2 separate regions of the Homo sapiens genome follow, and region 2 is linked to region 1. Evidence: read pairs that join two places in POLR2A ChIA-PET (ENCODE). Cell type or tissue: A673. All regions are shown on one strand. Links, peaks and the distances in the headings refer to the core of each region. The heading gives the core; the rest is flanking DNA. Region 1 overlaps ATP11C (ATPase phospholipid transporting 11C (ATP11C blood group)). Region 2 overlaps ATP11C (ATPase phospholipid transporting 11C (ATP11C blood group)).

Region 1 (10,517 bases), core at 1,611-9,610:
GTTTGAAATAGGTGAATAAATTGTACTTTATATTTTAAAGCTACCATCTTTGACACTAACAAAAGAGATTCTAATGCTCATCCAAGTGCAGGAGATGAAATAATCCAGGACACCCTTCAGGGAAAAATGAAGGTTAATAATTTTGATCAGAAAAAAGCCCCAAAGAATTTCATTTAAACTGGAAGAATCTAAATGATACACAAGTAATACCACTTGGATTAATTTAAAGAGAGAGTTCAAACTTGGCTGGCTTAACAGAAAAAAAAAAAGATTGGAATGCTATATTTGTGCCAGTGCTGCTACCGTGAAAAGCTTTGAAAAATAATTAGAAAGCAACTACTGCTGTAGTTCATCTCTTTCTCCCTTACATAATAAAAACCTTAATCTTGTCCTTATGCTTGTTCCTATCAGCCCATAATTTTAACTATTTAAGCATAAATTGCCAAAACGAGGATAAAATTGTGGGTTTCCAAAAGCCAGATGTTAAAAATAGAAGAGATAAAAACCGAGATAAAATAGAAATGCTCAAAATGATTTATCTTAGTGGCAAATTTATTTCTTGGCTTATATTTTCCATTATTTATGAAAATATACTTGTGTTATACTTTATCTGCTTTTTTTCTAAATTTGGAAACTTGAGTATTTTCAAAATATGTATAGTAAAAAGAAAGAAATTTCAGTTATGGTTTTGATCACTACTGACCTATACTGTATCTTCCAATTAGGTAACTGTTAATGTTGTTATTAATTCTTATGTATATTATATGATGTGGTGCATTTTATTTTAATTCAGTATTTTTATAGAAAATTTTACTTTTAAAAGGGGAAAAAAACCTTCATCAGTTTCTGTTTTATTTTGTTACATCCCATTTAATTTATTGGGAAAAAATTTTTAATGGGTAATGTACGTACTAGCCCACAAAGTGTAAGAGTGTGTGTGTGTGTGTGTGTGTGTGTGTGTGTGAGTGAGAGAGAGAGAGAGAAATAAGTGGTCAGTATAGTCTTACTTCCCACTTGAAAAATTGACTTATGTAACTTCTTTACATCAAACAGGTTAACTGGCTGGGCATGGTGGCTCATGCCTATAATCCCAACACTTTGGGAGGCCAAGGCTTGAGCCCAGGAGTATGGGACCAGCCTGGGCAACATAGTGAGATGCTGTCTCTACAAAAATTACAGAATAATTAGCCTGGTGTGGTGGTGCGTGCCTGTGGTCCCAGCTACTTGGGAGGCTGAGGTGGGAGGATTGCTTGAGCCAAGAAGTTTGAGGTTATAGTGAGCTATAATGGCTACTGCATTCCAGCCTGAGTGACAGAGTGAGACCCTATCTTAAAAAAGGTTAACTTAAATGAGAAGCGTTCTTAGTTTGATAAAATAGTCACTTTTTTTTTTTTTTCCTGAGACAGAGTCTCACTCTATCACCCAGGTTGGAGTATAGTGATGTGATCTCAGCTCACTGCAACCTTTGTCTCCTGGATTCAAGCAATTCTTGTGCCTCAGCCTCCCAAGTAGCTGGGATTTCAGGTGTGTGCCACCACACCCAGCTAATTTTTGTATTTCTAGTAGAGACGGGGTTTCACCATGTTGGCCAGGCTGGTCTTGAACTCCTGAGCTCAAGCAATCCTCCTGCCTCAGCCTCCCAAAGTGCTGGGACTACAGGCATAAGCCACCGTGCCTGGCCAATAGTCACATTTTTTTCTATTCATCTTTTACATTTGAGTAGATCTACCTTAGACATGTGATAGCATTTTGGTGTCTTTAAAAATACTCATTTATTCCTCATTTCTTTGGTAATATTGTCTCTGTAATTCCCTGACATTTGACAAGAAGTCTTAGAAGGGGTGATTTCCTATGGATATGAAAATAGCTTTGCGTTACAGCAAACTAAAAATTAGTCACACTGAAGAAACTAACAATATATGTTTGTGTCCTTGTTTTAGGTGGATTATGTATTTACAGATAAGACTGGAACACTCACTGAAAACAGCATGGAATTCATTGAATGCTGCATAGATGGCCACAAATATAAAGGTGTAACTCAAGAGGTTGATGGATTATCTCAAACTGATGGAACTTTAACATATTTTGACAAAGTAGATAAGGTGCATTTGCATTATTGTTTTATATAAGAAACCAATCTGTGTATGCATGTTAACATTCCATAGTAGAAAATAATTTTTAGGTGGACACATGACATAGACTTTTGTGTTTTTGTTTTTTTTTTTTGAGATGGAGTCTCACTCTGTTGCCCAGGCTGGAGTACGGTGGCATGATCTCAGCTCACTGCAACCTCCGCTTCCCAGGTTCAAGCGATTCTCCTGCCTCAGCCTCCCGAGTAGCTGGGATTACAGGCGCCTGCCACCATGCCTGGCTAATTTTTTTGTATTTTTAGTAGAAACGGAGTTTCACCATGTTGGTCAGGCTGGTCTCAAACTCCTGACCTCAGGTAATCCACCACCCTCCGTCCCCCAAAGTGCTGGGATTACAGGCATGAGCCACTGTGCCCAGTGACTTTAGAATAACTATTGTTGGATTCACCTTTCTTGTTTTACTGACACTTCTGAAATTTGTAAATGAGTAGAATTTACAAGTAAAGAGAATTGTGGGAAATGACATTTGGGTAAAAGCTTGCTTGTCTGTATGATCATAATTTTTTGTGCTTTGTCTTTTAAAATGTAAGCTCCTCCAAGAATGATGTCTGTTCAAATGATTAAAGTCTCAGGAGTGTCTAGGCATTAAATTAACCAGAGTCTCCCTACACTTGAGCTATTGCTAGATTGTGAATTAGATACTGAATGAAGTTTTTTAGGCCATGAAGAAGTCACTGCTTTGGCTTAGGTGGTGCCACAATAACCTTAATGAGTTAACACAGCCTATAGGGTATGCTAGCTGAGAACCAGGAACTCTTATTAGGTACTAGGAGAATATATAGCAGATTTGAGTGTTAAGAATTTATACGTATCTGCTACTAAGTTTGTTAGAAGTTACAACATTCTCTCACATTAATATATTTTCTCCGTTCACTGCCTAGTTACCGGGTGATCAAATTAAAAATAATAATCATTATTTTGTTGCTGTTCCACAGAATCGAGAAGAGCTGTTTCTACGTGCCTTGTGTTTATGTCATACTGTAGAAATCAAAACAAACGATGCTGTTGATGGAGCTACAGAATCAGCTGAATTAACCTATATCTCCTCTTCACCAGATGAAATAGCTTTGGTGAAAGGAGCTAAAAGGTAAAGTATACTTTCTTATACTTCTCCTAAGAAAGTGAAATCACAGGAGGACAGAAGTTATTTGTTTTTTTCCGTTTGCTTCAGTGACCTTAGCACATACATCTCCTATTATTTAATAAAAAACACAACTGCTTTAGCCAAAAATTTGTGGAAAATTCCCACACCTAACCAGTTAAGACTAAAAAGAAAATAGTTACAGGTAGGTATTACTTGCCTTACTATTTATGCATGCCAGCCAGAAGTCTGAATGTTCATACTATGTTTTGCAAATAACATAACAGTGGCCACTTTTTGTACAACACATGTTATTTCTGAGGTGCTCCCAGCAATTTTGACATCATTTGAGAACCGAAAGTCCAGTTTTACCCATGAGGTTCAAGATAATTAAGTGGCTCAAAGGTCACCCAGTGTGTTAGCCGTAGAATCAGAAACCCAAATTGTCTCTCCCTTGGTTACAATAATTGTGGCTGGGCATTGACTTTCTCTGTTATCAACTTATCCAGGAAAAGAAAGTACAGTTATATGTTGAGATCATATGAAAGAGAAGAAAAGCATAAACAAGCATGAGTTACCCCATTGAAAGTAATCATTCTAGACCAGGTGCGGTGGCTCACGCCTGTAATCCCAGCACTTTGGGAGGCCAAGGCGGGTGGATCACCTGAGGTCAGGAGTTCAAGACCAGCCTGGCCAACATGGTGAAACTCTGTCTCTACTAAAAATACAAAAATCAGCCGGGTGTGGTGACACACACCTGTAATCTCAGCTACTCAGGAGGTTGAGGCAGGAGAATCGCTTGAAACTGGGAGGTGAAGGTTGCAGTGAGCCGAGATCGCGCCACTGCACTCCAGCCTGGGCAACAGAGCGAGACTCTGTCTCAAAAAAAATAATAATAAAAAAATTAATCATTCTTTAGAGATACACAAGGTCTTTTTTATTGTTTTTGATAGGTACGGGTTCACATTTTTAGGAAATCGAAATGGATATATGAGAGTAGAGAACCAAAGAAAAGAAATAGAAGAGTAAGTAGCTCTGTGTTTGATGTTTGTCATTTCTTAACCCCATAGTCAAATTTAAGTGGATTCAGGCAGGGCAGCAAAGGAAATGATGCCACTAAAAATACAGGACCCTGCTCTCCCAGTTCAGAGTTTTATGTAAATATAGTTGGGGTAGAAGCCATGTTACATAGAATTGCAGAAACTGGAGTTTGAGGTGGAAATTCCAATCTGGTTCACATCTGGGTCCAGTAGCCAGAATGAGAGTTTGCCTGGAATGTTTCTCAAATTTAGATGCCATTTCAGGTCTCTAACACATGCTACAGGAAAAATCAGTGAATATATGTGAAACCTTCTGCTATCTAGTGTCCAAGCAATCACTCTGGGATTGCAAGCCCAGGCAATAAAGGCAGCTTTGCTGTAAACCAGAAGCCTTGTTTGGTTCGGAATGTTCAGGTGTGAGCCTCGGGGCAAGTACTCTGATGCTCCAGTGTCTTCACATTTCCTCTTTTGCCACAAAGACCCTAATGAACAAAGCCACCTTATCTTAATGGTGGATTTTAATTAGGCTCTGTGATTAATTTGAATTTCCTCATCTGAACTTGAAATATAATTATGTTATCTGACTTTCATTCTGGCCCCTAGGATCTCCTGAGACCCATCTCAGAAACCTGTAATATGTTTACAGGTACTTGGGTAATGCACCCTTTTGGAGAGAGATTCATAGAAGCCCAGAGGAAGGTTCTTGGTCTGACTGACAGGGACCCAGGGTCATTGTCAGAGTTTAGATTCTAGCCCATCTGCAACAGTGCCCACATCTGGCCAACAGCAAACCAGATGCCATGTTAGATGTCTTATACATATACTCCCGCAAGACTAATGACCCCCTCACTCCCACCAAAACAAGCTATGTAGTAAATACTTTTTTTAAAAAATACTAGTTGTTTATTTTCAAGGAAATATTTCCTCTCACTTTTTCTAATAACCAACTCTTATTTTAACTCTTCTGTGTCTCTCCATTGATTAGTTCAGCCATCCACACACACATTTGACCAGTCTCATCATGTCATTCCACTGTTTAAACCCTTTTATTGGCTTTCTTTTGCTCTTACAATACAATCCCAAATTCCAGAAATGGCTCACAAAGATGTGTTTCCAGCCCCTGCTTACCTTTCTTGCTTTATCTCTTACTATTCCCCTATTGATGAGTTTTTTGGGCATTGGTGAACTACTTAAAGTCTTCCATGGGCCATGTGCTCTCATGCTGCCGTGCTCATTCCCTCTACTCAGAATGCCATGGCCCCCTTTCTTCATCATATTACCCTTGCAGAACCCAGCTCAGGCATGTCCTCTTCCAGGAAACCTCCTTTCAGATGACTTCCTTCTGTGTTCTTATATCTTCCCTGTAAGTGCCTTTATTACAGTATTTGAGAAACTAGAAGGGTAGTTATCTCATTATGCTCTGTCTCCCTTATCATATGGTGACCCGCATAAGGGAAGGGACTCAGGCAGATTCACCTCTATTCCCCAGCACCTAGCACTGTGCCTGGCACTCCATACATAAATGCTGCTAAAATAATTGGCAGAGTGGGACTGTTTCTAGACCCCTCCAAATATGGCTTGGTGGGACAGCTCTTTATCTTCCATTTTTATGTGGTCATTCTCCTTACCATTTTAAGTAATATACTGAGGGGCTATAAATACCCCTTAACTAACACTGGTGTCCTCTGACAGCATGTTCTATGTTCAGAGAAATTCTGAGACAAAGGAAAGTACCAGTTGTGCACACAACCAGTGCTATCTGTTGATTTAAGATGTTTAAATATCTTAACATATTTCTGTTGTGCTTTATTTTTCTCAGTATATTCTAGGTTTTTTACTTTGCTCATTTCTCTTAAAGATATGAACTTCTTCACACCTTAAACTTTGATGCTGTCCGGCGACGTATGAGTGTAATTGTGAAGACTCAAGAAGGTACATGTCTGAAAAGCTTGAATTTTTCTCTTTGTTGATTTGTAGGCTTATTGGTTGATTCACTCTTTCAGGAAAGAGAATCATTTCATGTAGTAGTGTAGGATTAGTGAAAGTCATGCAAAGCAGTAGCTTTTGCATATGCTTTCATGTATTTTTTTAAGCACAGATGTTCTGTTTACCAAATTGTTAGTGACAGAACCCTTGTTATGACAGGGTGTGCCTTTTCTTGGTAGCAGAACCATATCCCTCTGCCTTGGGTGTTCGAACAGGAACTGAAAGGATGACTTTTATATGGTTCAGGGTACTGACCAGTCTACCAGTAATGTTTACATGCAGCCACCCAGCATAGTTGGATGGTTTGGGATTACTAGCAGCAGAATCCTTGAGTATAGGGAGTTGCTTGTTATCCCTCACTGACCTTCCTGGTTCCCCTACTGCTTGACACTCCCTGGAAACAGGTGAGGTAGAGAGGACTAAGGGCCTGGTTTCTGGGAAATGGCATTGCAGTTTCACTCCAGAGCTCAGGTTCTTTGTTGAGCAGAGTAAAGCTTGCCCTTTGCAGGGGAACTGGTACTGTAATCCTGGGCTCCCTCATGTCTTTGGAGGCACCATGGTGGTTTGCCTTCTGCTCAGATTCTGCAAGACCCATGGGCGAGCAATCCTGCTTTATTCGAAGGCTCTCAGATACGTGTGTGTGTGGTGTGCCGAGGTGGTTTGTTTTCTAAAAATTTTTGATTTATTTCCCAGTAATTTACGTTTTACTATTAAATTTTCTAAATTCCTTAATGTCAGAATGGGAGGATACAGACAGATCCTTGGGGGAACATATCCCACTTAATTCATACTTTGTGGTGTGATTGCAAAGTCATGAAATTGATTTTAATAAGTGACCATGGAGTTTGTTTTGTGAATTTTAAAATACACTTTGGATGTGTAAGAATAAATGAAAAAAAAAACACAACATTTCAAATACTTGCTATTCTTATGTGTGCATGTCCACATGTTCTACAGCAAATGGTGAAATGTCTGTGGAACTGGTCTACAAAGGTCATTGACCTCAGAGCTACACTTTTTAATTTGTTGACCTCGGTTGTTTCCCTTATAAGGATAAAGTGTCTGTCTTAGTGCACAACTGTGAATATTTCCTGGGTGTGTGAAGTGATCTAAAGCTGCAATTATACCAGCATTCTACAAAGCTATTCTCATCAGTAAAAACTATCAAGCCATTGTTTTAGAAGCTAGTTAATATAGTTTATTCAAAATTATTTCAGCTTGTTTGAGCTTGAGCTTTCTTCTTGACATCTGTAGATGCCATATGTGTGCTCTAGGCCATGGCTTCACTGCATTTTTTTTTTTTTAAGACACGGTATTACTCTGTCATCTAGGCTGGAGTGGCAAGATTATAGCTCACTGCAGCCTTGACATCCTGGGCTCAAGCAATCCTTCCACCTCAGCATCCAGCGTAGTTGGGTCTATAGGTGTGTACCACCATGCCTGGCTAATTTTTTAATTTTTAGTAGAGTCAGGGTCTCCCTGTGTTGCCCAGGCTGGTCTTGAACTCCTGAGCTTAAGTGATCCTCCCACTTCAGCCTCCCACAATGCTGGGATTACAGGCATGAGCCACTGCACCTGGCATACATTTTCAGAAGAAATTCAGATGCAGCTCCTTGACACAAGCCCAGCCCTCCATGAATTGGTGGGAGGAAGTATATTTTAACAGAGGTGCCTATTGTAAACTCTGGCTTATTAATTGTGTTCATAATGACCTTGAAGAGGTGGTACATGCCTTTCTGACAGACTGAAGGCCAAGATTTCTCATTCCATTTAGGTGAGTATTGCAAGGTGTGCTCAGAATATACAACACTTGGGTGAGAGAGACCGCTTTAAAAGTTACTCTTACTAAAACCACAATACCAGCCTTAAAATTCTAAGTCAAGTACTATGGTTCTTTATTTTAGGAGACATACTTCTCTTTTGTAAAGGAGCAGACTCGGCAGTTTTTCCCAGAGTGCAAAATCATGAAATTGAGTTAACTAAAGTCCATGTGGAACGTAATGCAATGGTGAGCCTATACTCCTTCCCCCACCAATAAGTAAGCAGAGAAATGTTGAAAATGACTATGTTTATTGGATTTCTGTTTAAATGACAGTTTAAATACATTTTAGCTTATTTTTGTGGTCTATGTTTTGTATTTGGGGATTTGATAATATTACTTTTTTTTATCTTAATATAAAACATTTTCCTGGAGCAAGTTTCAGGTCAGAATTTGCAGCCTTAAAAGACTTTTCAACAACCTTTGTTAAAAGAACTGTTACTTCCTTTTTCTGAACCTAATTGAATGTTACCTTTTCAGTTGTAATTTCTTCATTTTTTCAGACTAAATATGTGTCAGAATTTCTCTTGTCCATATGGCTAAAGCAAGAGTATTTACAGAGTGTGTTTTTTTTTTTTTCCAACTATTATTAGAATAACTACAGATCTCCTACTTTACTCCTAGGATGGGTATCGGACACTCTGTGTAGCCTTCAAAGAAATTGCTCCAGATGATTATGAAAGAATTAACAGACAGCTCATAGAGGCAAAAATGGCCTTACAAGACAGAGAAGAAAAAATGGAAAAAGTTTTCGATGATATTGAGACAAACATGAATTTAATTGGAGCCACTGCAGTTGAAGACAAGTAACTAGAAAATGATACTCTTATTATTTTAATGACCAGTGTTTTGGGTGTGATCTGCCCCAGATTAGTAATTTAATCTCGAAGTTTGAAATCTTTAGTTTTATTGTTTAAGTGGACTTAAAGATTTATTTATTATAGCAAGTATGAAAAATTACACCAGATTTTGAGCTGTTAGTAGGAATGATTTTTTTTTAATTTTTTAATTAATTTTTTTTTTTTTGAGACAGAGTCTCGCTCTGTCGCCCAGGCTGGAGTGCAGTGGCGCGGTCTTGGCTCACTGCCAGCTCCACCTCCCAGGTTCACGCCGTTCTCCTGCCCCAGCCTCCAGGGTAGCTGGGACTACAGGTGCCCACCACCACGCCCGGCTAATTTTTTTGTATTTTTAGTAGAGATGGGGTTTCACTGTGTTAGCCAGGATGGTTTCGATCTCCTGACCTCGTGATCTGTCCGCCTCAGCCTCCCAAAGTGCTAGGATTACAGGCGTGAGCCACCACACCCAGCCAGTAGGAATGATTTTTAAGGTAAATTCATGTAACCTAGAAGAATGAATCAGTTTTCACTCAGGTCTTTTGAATATTTACTAAGCTATCCATATATTTATGCACATATTATCAAATAGTCTTGACATGTTTAGGGAAGGGTACTACAGCCATTGTTTGAGCTGGTGCCTAGACAAAGGGGTAAGATTTTCAGAGATAGGTGAGCTGAAAGGAAATTTAAGGTAGAGTGAACAACATGAGAGCTTAATCTAACCTGGTTCAACAGACCAGAGTATGTTTTTGCATGCTTTATTTTATTTTATTTTTATTTTTATTTATTTATTTATTTTTGAGACAGAGTCTTGCTCTGTCGCCCAGGCTGGAGTGCAGTGGCACAATCTCGGCTCACTGCAACCTCTGCCTTCTGGGTTCAAGTGATTCTCACACCTCAGCCACCGGGGTAGCTAGCTGGAATTACAGGCATATGCCACCACACCCAGCTAATTTGCATATTTTTAGTAGAGGCGGGGTTTCGCCATGTTGGCCAGGCTGGTCTTGAACTGCTGGCCTCAAATAAGCTTCTGTCTTGACCTCCGAAAGTGTTGGGATTACAGGCATGAGCCGCCGTGCCTGGCCTGCATACTTTAAAATAATATGCTTTTAACTTACAGGCTGACCTTTTTCAGACTTGATTGCAGGACACTGCCATTGATCTGCTTGAAATAATAAGTTTTAAATTCTTAATATTTTTAGAATTTTCTAAATATTATATATGAAAATTATGAGAATTAAAAAGTTACAAACATATGTTTAGTCACGTTAAAAGGTATTGAAACTCTAATGAAATTCCTTTAGTCTAATTTCATTGTTATTCTGTGGCCAAAAGAAACCCAGAGGAAAGTATCGTTTTTCTCTTGTCGTCTTTAAGAATTATAATTAAATTCACATTCAGGATGATTGGCGTTCCTCTTTTTTTGGAGGGTGGGTCGGGGTTATACATTCAGGTAGTACATGTGCAGGTTCGTTATGTGGTTATATTGTGTAATGCTGGGGTTTGGGCTTCCATTGATCCCATCACCTAAGATATTAACATAATACTCAATGGGTGGTTTTTCAACCCTCACTCCCCTCCCGTCTTCCCCCTTTTGGAGTCCCC
Region 2 (10,517 bases), core at 1,112-9,111, 100 kb before region 1:
TTTGAAATATACAGTAGATTATTGTTAACTATAGTCACTCTACTGATGTATCAAACACTAGGTCTTATTCTTCTAAGTGTATATTTGTACCCATTAATCAACCTCTCTTCATCTTCCCTTCCCCCAAACTCTTCCTCTGATAACTACCAGTCTACTCTCTATCTTCATGAGATCCATTTTTGTAGCTCTCACATATGAATGAGAACATGTGGTATTTGTCTTCTTCACTTATTTCGTATTCGTAAGTAGTGAAAAGTGTGTCCTTAAGTGAGACCTTTTCTGTCTTCCCAGCTTTAATATAAATACAAAAGATTGTGTGATACTAGGGATAAAGCAACCTCCTTATTTTCATTCCTTCAAATGCTAGTCAAGGTAACAGATGAAGATCAGAAAGTACTAGGAAAAGAAGTCACCATCACATCTTGTGTTGAAATTTGTTAGGGAGTTTCAGTATCAAGGAATGAGTATGTCATGCAGCAGATGAGCCTCTAGGATGAATTTGATTAATTCTTCCCAGCAGCAAAATCTCATAATCAAATAATGTTGCTTGAGGCCTTCTTTTGCTTTGGAGTTAGAGAATCTAAATTGTGTAAGCTCTAGTGGATTTCCATTCTGTCGTATCAAGTATCGATGGTCTGTGTGAATGGAAAGAGCAGATTTTCTGTTGGGCTATATATATGAGCTCATTGGAAAGAGTTAAGAATTATTAAAAAAAAAAAGAATTATAAGTAAATACATTTTACTGGATTTAACTTCCTAATGACAGGCATCTCTACCAGATTTGATGATACTGCAAACATGGAAGGAACATAGGCATCTGGGTTTCTTTGCTGGCTATGCCACTAGTTTGTTGTGCAATTTTTTTTTTTTTTTGTAGTTTGTTATGTAACTTTCTCAATGGTCCTCAGATTTTCATCTGTACAGTGAGAGTAAAAAGGCCAGAGCATTGCTTAAACCCCTTAAGACCATCTAAATCTGTGGTTCAGAATGGGAAATAAGAGTAGCAATACTGACTGTCTTCCCAGTTACCTGTTATGCTCATGATAAGGTACATTAGATAAAAATGTAAGAGGAATCTGATTTTCCCACAAAACGTTTCATATATAGTTGGGGACATGATCTTAACCTGGTGTCAAATTCTTTTTTCTAGATATGACTACAAATATGAGAATGAATAAATTATATGAAATGTGAACATGAATAGATTTCTAGGTAATACCTATGGGCCATAGAGCTTTTTAAGATATGCATTTTTGACCAGGCCTGGTGGCTTATGCCTGTAATCCCAGCACTTTGGGAGGCTGAGGCAGGCGGATTACTTGAGGTCAGGAGTTCGAGACCAGCCTGGCCAACATGGTGAAACCCCATCTCTAGTAAAAAACAAACAACCAAACAAAAAAACCCAAAAATTAGCCAGGCTTGGTGGCACGCTTCTGTAGTCCCAGCTGCTCGAGAGGCTGAGGCACGAAAATCGCTTGAGCCTGGGAGGCAGAGGTTGCAGTGAGCCGAGATTGCCCCACTTGCACTCCAGCCTGGGCGACAAACATTCCTAAAAGTAGTTGTGAGTGGAGTAAATGTACAGAGACAAGATCTCTGTATACTGGATTCCATATTCCTCTTCTCCTTTCTTTCTGTGTGACAGGCTCTCATTCTCTTTCACTGGTATTTTTGAGCACCTCTTTTGAACTTAGAGGCGTGCCTCATACTCTCTGATGTTGGGGGGACTGTGTGAGCCTGTTGGCTTCTCTGTCTACGTGGCTTTCCAATGGACAGAGCTGGGGCAGGTCAGCCCTGAATGAGGCTTTGAGTCTTAGCCTGTCTTGAGTTAGAGAGAATTTTGGGAACCTCAGACTGCTAGCTCAGCAGTTCAGCATGTTTGCTAGTATCATTCTGACTTTGTGTGGTCATGTTTTTGTAAGATTGCTGTTGTCTGGCTCGTTGTGATTAAGACTAGCCCTTGTATTTCTGGGCCAGAAACTGGTCCTTACTCTGTTTATCCCCTGTGAAGTCCTTTTATGGGTACAATGGTTGGCACCCCAATTCATCCAAAGGTAGGAACATGTTTTCTTTTTAGCTAAGCTTCTGGGGAACTTAAGCTCTGCCTAGACCCATACCTGTGGTTGGGTCTTTGCTGCCCAATCCTGATGTTATAGATGCTCACCCACTAATTGCCTTTTTACCAGATTTCCCTGATGTTATATTCTGTCTGCTTTTACCTTGCTGAGTATCCTCATGCTCACTGCTCACCTGCCTGGACCTTTGGTTGTTGCTGCACTGTCTTTTCTAGTAATGTGCTCTTGTCACTTGGATTTCCTTCTAGGCCTTGCTTCTGGGTCCACCTCCAAGCACCTGACATTCTGTACTTTTTGATCTGCCATGCTGCCTGCCTTCAGTAGCTTAATTATGAAAATCAGTAGTTTTCTTTCTCTGGAACCTTTATTTTAAAAATCTATTACTAGGCCGGGTGCAGTAGCTCGCGCCCGTAATCCCAGCACTTTGGGAGGCCGACACAGGCAGATCACATGAGGTCAGGAATTGGAGACCAGCCTGGCCAATAAGGTGAAATCCCATCTCTACTAAAAATAGGAAAATTAGCCAAGCGTGGTGGTGTGCACCTGTAATCTCAGAGACTTGAGAGGCTGAGGCATGAGAATTGCTTGAACCTGGGAGGTGGAGGTTGCAGTGTGTTGAGACTACACCACTGCACTCCAGCCTGGGCAACAGAGTGAGACCCTGTCTTAAAAAAAATTAATTAGGGGCAAGGGAGAACTAGAATCATGAAATCTTTGTATTGAAAAAGACTCTCAGAAGCTTATACTTCAACTTTCCATCAGATGGATAGCTTGGTAACTCCCAAGATAACCCATCAATCGCATTTTGCAGTACCTCTCTATTGGTTTCTTGTGCCAAAACCATCAATGCATTCATTTATTTATTCACTCATTCCTTAGTGTCTGCACAGTTACTAAACATCTACCTTTAGCTAGGCAATGGGGAGATGAGTATGTGTGCATGCATGTGTGTGTGAGTGAGAGAGAGCATTCCAGTTTCTAGGAAGCTGCTAGTCCAGTTGGGGTAGAGAATAAACAATCATGATGGCTAGCTAGAGATATACATTGGGCGGGAGAATGAGTCATTTTCTCTGCATGACTGAAGGGTGGTTCATGGAGGGCTTTCTGCCATTCCAGTTAACACCAACTTTCTCTTTTTAATTTAACTTTTATTTTAAGTTCGGGGTACATGTGTAGGTTTGTTATATAGTTAAACTTATGGGGGCTTGCTGTACAGATTATTTTGTCACTCAGGTATTAAACTAGTACCCATTAGTTAACACCAACTTTCTAGTCCACCACCAGCTTTTCAGCTAAAATACAGGAAACTCCTCATCTTCCTTCTTTTTTTTTTTTTTTTTTTTTTGGCCAATCTCTGACTTGCTTTTGGAATCATCTTTCTTTATGCAAATCTTGATTTGTTCTTCCCCTGTTCATAGGCTGCCCATTGTTTACCCCACACCCCACAAGGATATCTAACTTCTTGGCATAACTCATGAAGCCTTCGACCTTTCTGATTCATGCCTACTTCTCCAGTTTTATTACATGCTATTTTCTATCAGGTTCTTAGTACCCTAGAACTTAATGAAGTTTGCTGGCTACACTGTGCTTACTTGTACTTCTGTTGCATGTGCTGTTCCCACTGCCTGGAGTGGTTGCCATTTTTGCTTTCCTGGTGAACTCTGGGGCACTGAGAACTTGATAGAAAATGGTATATGGGGAAAAATCACAAGTCTGATTTTCCTCTTCTGTTATGGCGTACTCCAGCCTGTTGGATGCTGTTGCACTTTATACACCCCCCACTCCTGCCCACCACAAGATTGTAAACTACTTCAGTCCAGGTTATCTTTATGTCTTCAGTTTAACACAGAGCCTGGCCCAGAGTGGGCAGTCCATAAATAATTGTTGGATGAATAGATGAAGGAATGAGTGAATAAATACAAGTTTCTATAGTCTGTTTTTCAGTTTACTTCTTCCTTGGGGCTCTGATAATGGTACTTAAATGGATCCTATCACTGTTTTGTTTCATTTAGAGATGGGGTCTGACACTGTCACCCAGGCTGAAGTACAGTGGCATTTTCATAGCTCACTGAAGCTTTGAACTTTTAGGCTCAAGCGATCCTTCCACCTCAGCCTCCCAAGTAGCTGGAACCACAGGCATGTTCCACCATGCCTGGCTTTTTAAAAAAATTTTTTGTAGAGATGAGGTCTTGTTTTGTTACCTAGGCTGGTCTCAAACTCCTGGCTTCAAGGAATCCTCCTGCCTCGGCCTCCCAAAGTGTTGGGATTACAGGTGTGAACCACCACACAAAACCACACTGTTTTGACCATAGCTCCTTGCAAAGCCAGAACCATGCACACTGGCTTATCCACTACTGGATAAGCTACCTGCCTGCCAAAACAGAGAGAAAAGCCCTTTAGGGGTTTTAGAAAACTCTTGATCTTCTCCCACCCTGTTGTCTCTGCTGCCAAGATAAGCTTCTACTATGTCTTTTCAGAACTCTGATCAAGAGGTAGAAATTGCATAGAATAAAAATACTTCACCCCTTCTCTTCTAAATCAGAGTGGTTGTGAAGTGAGGAGAATTAGTACTTGAATAAAATTCCTGTCTCCTTAGGCAGTTCTTTGAATGAGTCATCTACAAACTCAAGCAATTTGTAAGGACAATTATGGCCATTTATTCTGTTGTCAGCCTGTTTTGAATAAATACCAAATGGAGTATTTTGGTTCTTAATTATGCCTTTCTCACCTTCTTACCAGAGCCCGTTTTTACACAATTATATCAATTAACAGTGAGAGACACATACACAACTTTCATGAACTTAATCTGCCCTGCATATCTTCCTGTGCTTTAATCATGATCTTAAATTTATAATCAGAAATCAGCCTTTTCAGTTCAAATCAGTTGTAGATCTCTGCCTAAAATAGTTGGCTCTTTCGAGGTTGTTACTTTTGTAACACAACTTTTTTCTTGAGAATTATTGAGGTATAATTTACATACAGTAAAATTTGCCCTTTTTAGGTATGTAAAAATCGATGAATTTTGACAAAATTATATAAATTGTAATCACCACTGAAATCAAAATAATCAAATTTTCTGTCACCTAAAAAGTTCCCTCATGCTCCTTTGTAGTCAGTCCCCTCCCTAAACTGCCAACCCCTGGCAACCGCTAATCTGATTTCTGTCCCTTACAGTTTCGTCATTTCTAGAATTCCATATAAATGGGATCAAAATGTATAGCCTTTGAGTCTGGCTTGTTTTACTTGGCATAATGCTTTTGGGAGTCATCTATGTCCTTGCATTTATCCAGTTTGCTGCCTTTCATTGCTGAGTAGAATTCCATTAAAGAGATAACACTATAATTTGTGTATCCATTCACCAGTAGCTGATGGACATTTGGACTGTTTTCACTTTTTGGTGGTTATGAATAAAGGTGCTGTAAATATTTGTGTTCAGGCCAGGCATGGTGGCTCACACCTGTAATCCTAGCACTTTGGGAGGCCAAGGTGAGCGAGTTACTTGAGGTCAGGAATTCGAGACCAGCCTGGCCAAAATGGTGAAACCCCATCTCTACTAAAAATATAAAAATTATCTGTGTGTGGCGGTGTGTGCCTATAGTCCCAGCTACTCGGAGGCGGAGGCATGAGAATTGCTTGAACCCGAGAGGCGGAGGTTGCAGTGTGCTGAGATTGTGCCACTGCACTCCAGCCTGGGCAACAGAGTAAGACCCTGTCTCCAAAAAAAAAAAAACTGTGTTCAGGTTTCTGTGTAGATGTATATCCTGTTTTCAGTAAATATATAAAAGCATCATAGACTGAAATGTACTGGGTACATTTTCATACTGGGTAGTATGAAAACTATGTATTTAACTTTATATCTTAAGCTGCCCAACTATTTTTCAAAGTGACTATACCATTTTTGTTTCCTAACAGCAACATATAAGGTTGCATTTGCTCCATATCCTCACCAATATTGTTATTGTCTGTCCTTTAAAACTTTAGCCATTCTGGTAGGTGAATAGTAATATCTCACTGTAATTTTATTCTGCATTTTTCCTAATGACTAATGATTTTGAACAAGTGTCTTAACATTTTTTTGATTTGGCAGGGTTTTGAAAAATTATACAGCTTTGGGCTGGGCGCAGTGGCTCACACCTGTAATCTCAGCACTTTGGGGCCAAGGTGGGCAGATTACTTGAGGTCAGGAGTTCGAGAGCAGCCTGGCCAACATGGTGAAACCCCGTCTCTACAAAAATACAAAAATTAGCTGGGCGTTGTGGCGGGCGCCTGTAATCCCAGCTACTCGGGAGGCTGAGGCAGGAGAATCACCTGAACCCGGGAGGCAGAGGTTGCAATGAGCTGAGATCGCACTGTTGCACTCCAGCCTGGGTGACAGAGTGAGACTGTATCAAAAAAAAAAAAAAATTATACAGCTTTACAGCTTTGAGTGTTCTTTATATATTCTGGCTACTGGTCCTTTATCAGATATGTGTTTTGCAAATGTTTTTCCCAGTCTATGGCTTGTCTTTTTACTTTTTAAATAGTGTGTTTCAAAGAGCAGTAGTTTTGTGTGTGTGTTTTTTTTTTTTTTTTGAGACGGAGTCTTGCTCTATCGCCCAGGCTGGAGTGCAGTGGTGCGATCTCGGCTCACTGAAACCTCCGCCTCCTGGGTTCAAGCAATTCTCCTACCTCAGCCTTCTGAGTAGCTGGGACTATAGGTGCATGCTACCATGCCTAGCTAATTTTTTGTATTTTAGTAGAGATGGGGTTTTACCTTGTTGCCCAGGCTGGTTGCAAACTCCTGAGCTCAGGCAAATCCGCCCACCTTGGCCTCCCAAAGTGCTGGGATTACAGGTGTGAGCCACCACCCCCAGCCCAAGAGCAGTAGTTTTAAGTTTTGATTGAAGTTCCATTTTTCAGTCTTGTGTTGTCTGTTTTTTTCAGACAGGGCCTTGTTCTGTCACCCAGGCTGGAGAGCACTGGTTCAATCATGGCTCACTGCTGGCCTCCTGAACTCAAGCAATCCTCCTACCTCAGCCTCCCGAGTAGCTGGTACTATAGGTGTGCACCACCATGCCCAGCTAATTTTTGTGGTTTTTTTTGTAGAAACAGGGTTTTATTATGTTGCCCTGGCTGGTCTCAAACTCCTGAAGAGATCCTCCCACCTTGGCCTCCCAGAGGGCTGAGATTACAAACGTGAGCCACTGTGCCTGGCCTCAATATTTTCTTTTATGGTTAATGGTTTTTCTGTCCTATCTAAGAAACAGTTGCCCAACTCAGGATCATGAATATTTGCTTCTATTTTTTCTAGAAATTTTATAGCTTTAGGGTTTACATTTCAGTCTATGATGAATTTCCGGTTGACTTTTATGTATAGTGCAAGATACAGGTTGAGATTCATTTTTTGAATATAGATATATCTAATTGTTCCAGCATCATTTGTTGATAAGACGAAAAAAACTATACTTTGTCTATTGAATTAGCTTGGCATCCTTGTCAAAAATTAATTGACCATATATGTGTGGATCAGTTTCTGGAATTTTTATTTTGTTTCATTGATCTATGTTACCCTTTTGCCTACGCTGTCTAGAATATTATAGCTTTATTGTAAGTCTTGAAATCAATTGGTATGAGTACTCCAAGTTTCTTTTTTTTTTTACAAAATTGTTTAGGTTATCCTAAATTATTTTTTCCATATAATTTTGGAGTTACCTTATAAATTTTTGAAAAAGAAACGGGATTTTATTTGCTGTGAATTAAAATCTATAGATAATTTGGAGGAGAATTGCAATACTGATGATATTGAGTCTTCTGATCCATGAACACAGTGTATCTCTGCAAGGAAGTCTTTGATTTCTCTCATCAGTGTTTTTGATACTTTTCAACGTACAAATCTTATAATACTTTGTTAGATTGATCCCTCAGTATCACATGTTTCTTGGTGCTGTAGTAACTGGTGCTTTTTTTTTTTTTTTTTTTGAGATGGAGTCTTGCTCTGTTGCCAGGCTGGAAAATCTCAGCTCACTGCAACCTCCACTTCCCGGGTTCAAGCAATCAAGCAATTCTTCTGCCTCAGCCTCCCGAGTAACTGGGACTACAGGTGTGCTCCACCACGCCCAGCGAATTTTTGTATTTTTAGTATAGACGGGGTTTCACCATGTTGGCGAGGATGGCCTCAATCTCTTGACCTCGTGATCTGCCCACCTTGGACTCCCAAAGTGCTAGGATTACAGGCATAAGCCACCGCGCCTGGCCACAACTGGTGCTTTTAAAAATTTCATTTTCCTGTTCTTCACTATTGTGTATAAAAATACAGTTGATTTTTTTTATAGCAAGGCAAGGAAAAAAAACAATTTCTATATATTGATCTTATGTTCTTAAACTTTGCCAGTCACTAATTATATCTAGTAGTCTCTTATAGATTCTTTTATATTTTCTGGATAGATAATTACATTTTCTGTGAATAAAGGCAGTATTATTTTTCCTCTCCCATCTATAAGTATCTGTATTTTTTTTCTGTACCTTATTGCATTAGCTAGGAGTTCTATCTTATATGATGTTGAGTAGGAGTGTTAAGAGTGGATTCCCTGCCTTCTTCCTGATCTTAGGGGGAAATCATTTTGTGTTTTATTATTAAGTATGAGTTAGCTGTAAGTTTTTCATAGATGCTCTTTATCTTTTTTTTTTCTTCATAGATGCTCTTTACCAGGTTGAGGAAGTTTCTTTTGATTTCTAGTTAGCTGAGTTGTTGTTGCTGTTGTTTTTTAAGTAATGAAGGGCTGCTGAATGAATCTTGCACTTTTTCTGTACCTATAGAATTAGTCATACAGATTTTTCCTTGTTTTTGACTGCTGACACTGTGAATGGCATTGTGTTTGACGTATGAATGCCGAACTATTCTTGCATTACTAGTCTAAATTCCACATGGCAATAATAGCTTATTCTCTTGTATTTTATGGATAAAAATCATGGATAAAAGAAATGAAGTAGGTAGCAATTCCTTAACCATATGTGTGTTTTATAAGTCATAGAAATTTTTCCATCCTAAGGGAAGTGCTAACTCCCTTGCTTAGCATACAATACAGGTAGCATGTTTTTGGTTCCTCTTCGTTTGGTCTTTTAGGCTATCAAAAGTGAGTGGGGGGAAATGTAACAAAAATAGTATGTACTAGGCAGTGTGTATGTTTATCTTATTTAATCTCACTTGATGGAAAGTGAGGTCCATCAAACAATTTGTACCACCAAGTCTTGGAGCTAGTAAATGGCAGGGTGGTGGGGGGGCGGTCAGAATTTAAATGCAGGTGTTTTGGATAAAACCGTTATTAGCTCACTGTATGGTATCGCCTCTCTTTGGAAGTGAGTGGGTATGTGTGTGCATGTGTTTGTGTTTGTGTGAGAGAGACAGAGGAAGGGAGGGAAGGACAGGAATTGGGAGAGTGAGGTAGAAATTGAGATTTGGAAGGAGAGAAAAGCCCTCCCACCTTTCATTGCCATCTAAAATCTGGGCTTTTAGATATCGTGATTTGTATCTCAGCTTTGCCATTTACTTGATTTGTGGCACATTTGTCTCTCTGAGCCTCATGTTTTAAAAATTTGAAATGTAGAACATTTACATTGAGTTTTGAGGAATACAGATAATATATGTAAAATGTCTCACATAGAATGTGCTCAATTTAGTGGTGTCCATTACTATCATCATTATTGATTTCCTACCATTAAATGTATTTTGTAAATGAAAATAATCTGGTTTTAGAAGATGGCAAAGGAGACTTAGAATGATTTCTATAGTTGTTTGTTTAGTTCTTTTGACAAAATTGCCTAAAGTTCTTTTATAAAAATGGAATTCATTTTGTCTACTTTTCACTCCTTCTCAAGTCAAAATAACACAAGGTATTTACTAAATCAGTTTGCAAATTTGGAAAATTTTAAAAAGTACTGCTGAGCTGGGTGCAGTGACTCACGCTTGTAATCCCAGCACTTTGAGAGGCCCAGGAGGGAGGATTGCCTGAGGCCAGGAGTTCAAGACCAGCCTGGGCAACATAGCAAGACCTCATCAAAATAAAAAATAAAGTATTCCTGAATGCTCTGGACTTGCCTACTGGTTTGGAAGTGGTTATCTCAGTGTGGAGGATTGGAGATGCCGTTTTTATTTTACATGGACAACAGACCATTGCTAGCTAACTTTAGTCCCTTAGCCCATGTAGATCTGACAGTTTATGACGTGAGACTGTCTTCTCTAAGTGACACAAACCATTTCAGGTTGTTTCAGTAAGGTTATTTTGGGTCTTACAAGCAGGGCCCAAGAGCTTCTGTGTGTTTCATTAGTCAAGTCAGGGAGATGAGAATGAGTCTGAGAAAGGGCATCAGACTATCAGTGCCTTGGACTTTGGGAGGGCTGTTGGCTCCAACTCTACCAATCAATAGCCTTCTGGGAATTGGTTCATATGATTATTTGATTTCATAGAA

What was found. ChIA-PET counts read pairs that join two places held together with the same protein. Peaks named below come from ENCODE experiments on the same cell type or tissue, not always from the same donor. Only the 100,000 strongest peaks of a DNase experiment are listed, where the experiment ranks them.
Region 2: POLR2A ChIA-PET joins it to region 1 with 12 read pairs; 3 of 35 experiments call an interaction of 5 or more read pairs at or near these places.

Annotation. Positions count from the first base shown.
Region 1 is chrX:139,780,912-139,791,428 of GRCh38, reverse strand. It overlaps ATP11C (ATPase phospholipid transporting 11C (ATP11C blood group)), which reads left to right. Exons shown (of 30, transcript NM_001353812.2): 13 at 1,941-2,102; 14 at 3,086-3,237; 15 at 4,185-4,256; 16 at 6,130-6,203; 17 at 8,162-8,265; 18 at 8,701-8,882. Among named protein-coding and RNA genes, the nearest start is that of MCF2, 78 kb to the right of the region's middle. In A673, for the core only: no CTCF peak of the experiment used is centred there; no DNase peak of the experiment used is centred there.
Region 2 is chrX:139,884,098-139,894,614 of GRCh38, reverse strand. The region is part of intron 1 of ATP11C (ATPase phospholipid transporting 11C (ATP11C blood group)); the gene reads left to right. It also overlaps the pseudogene RNU6ATAC23P. Among named protein-coding and RNA genes, the nearest start is that of MIR505, 35 kb to the left of the region's middle. In A673, for the core only: no CTCF peak of the experiment used is centred there; DNase peaks (open chromatin) are centred at 3,484, 4,684 and 5,234; H3K27ac peaks cover 659 bases.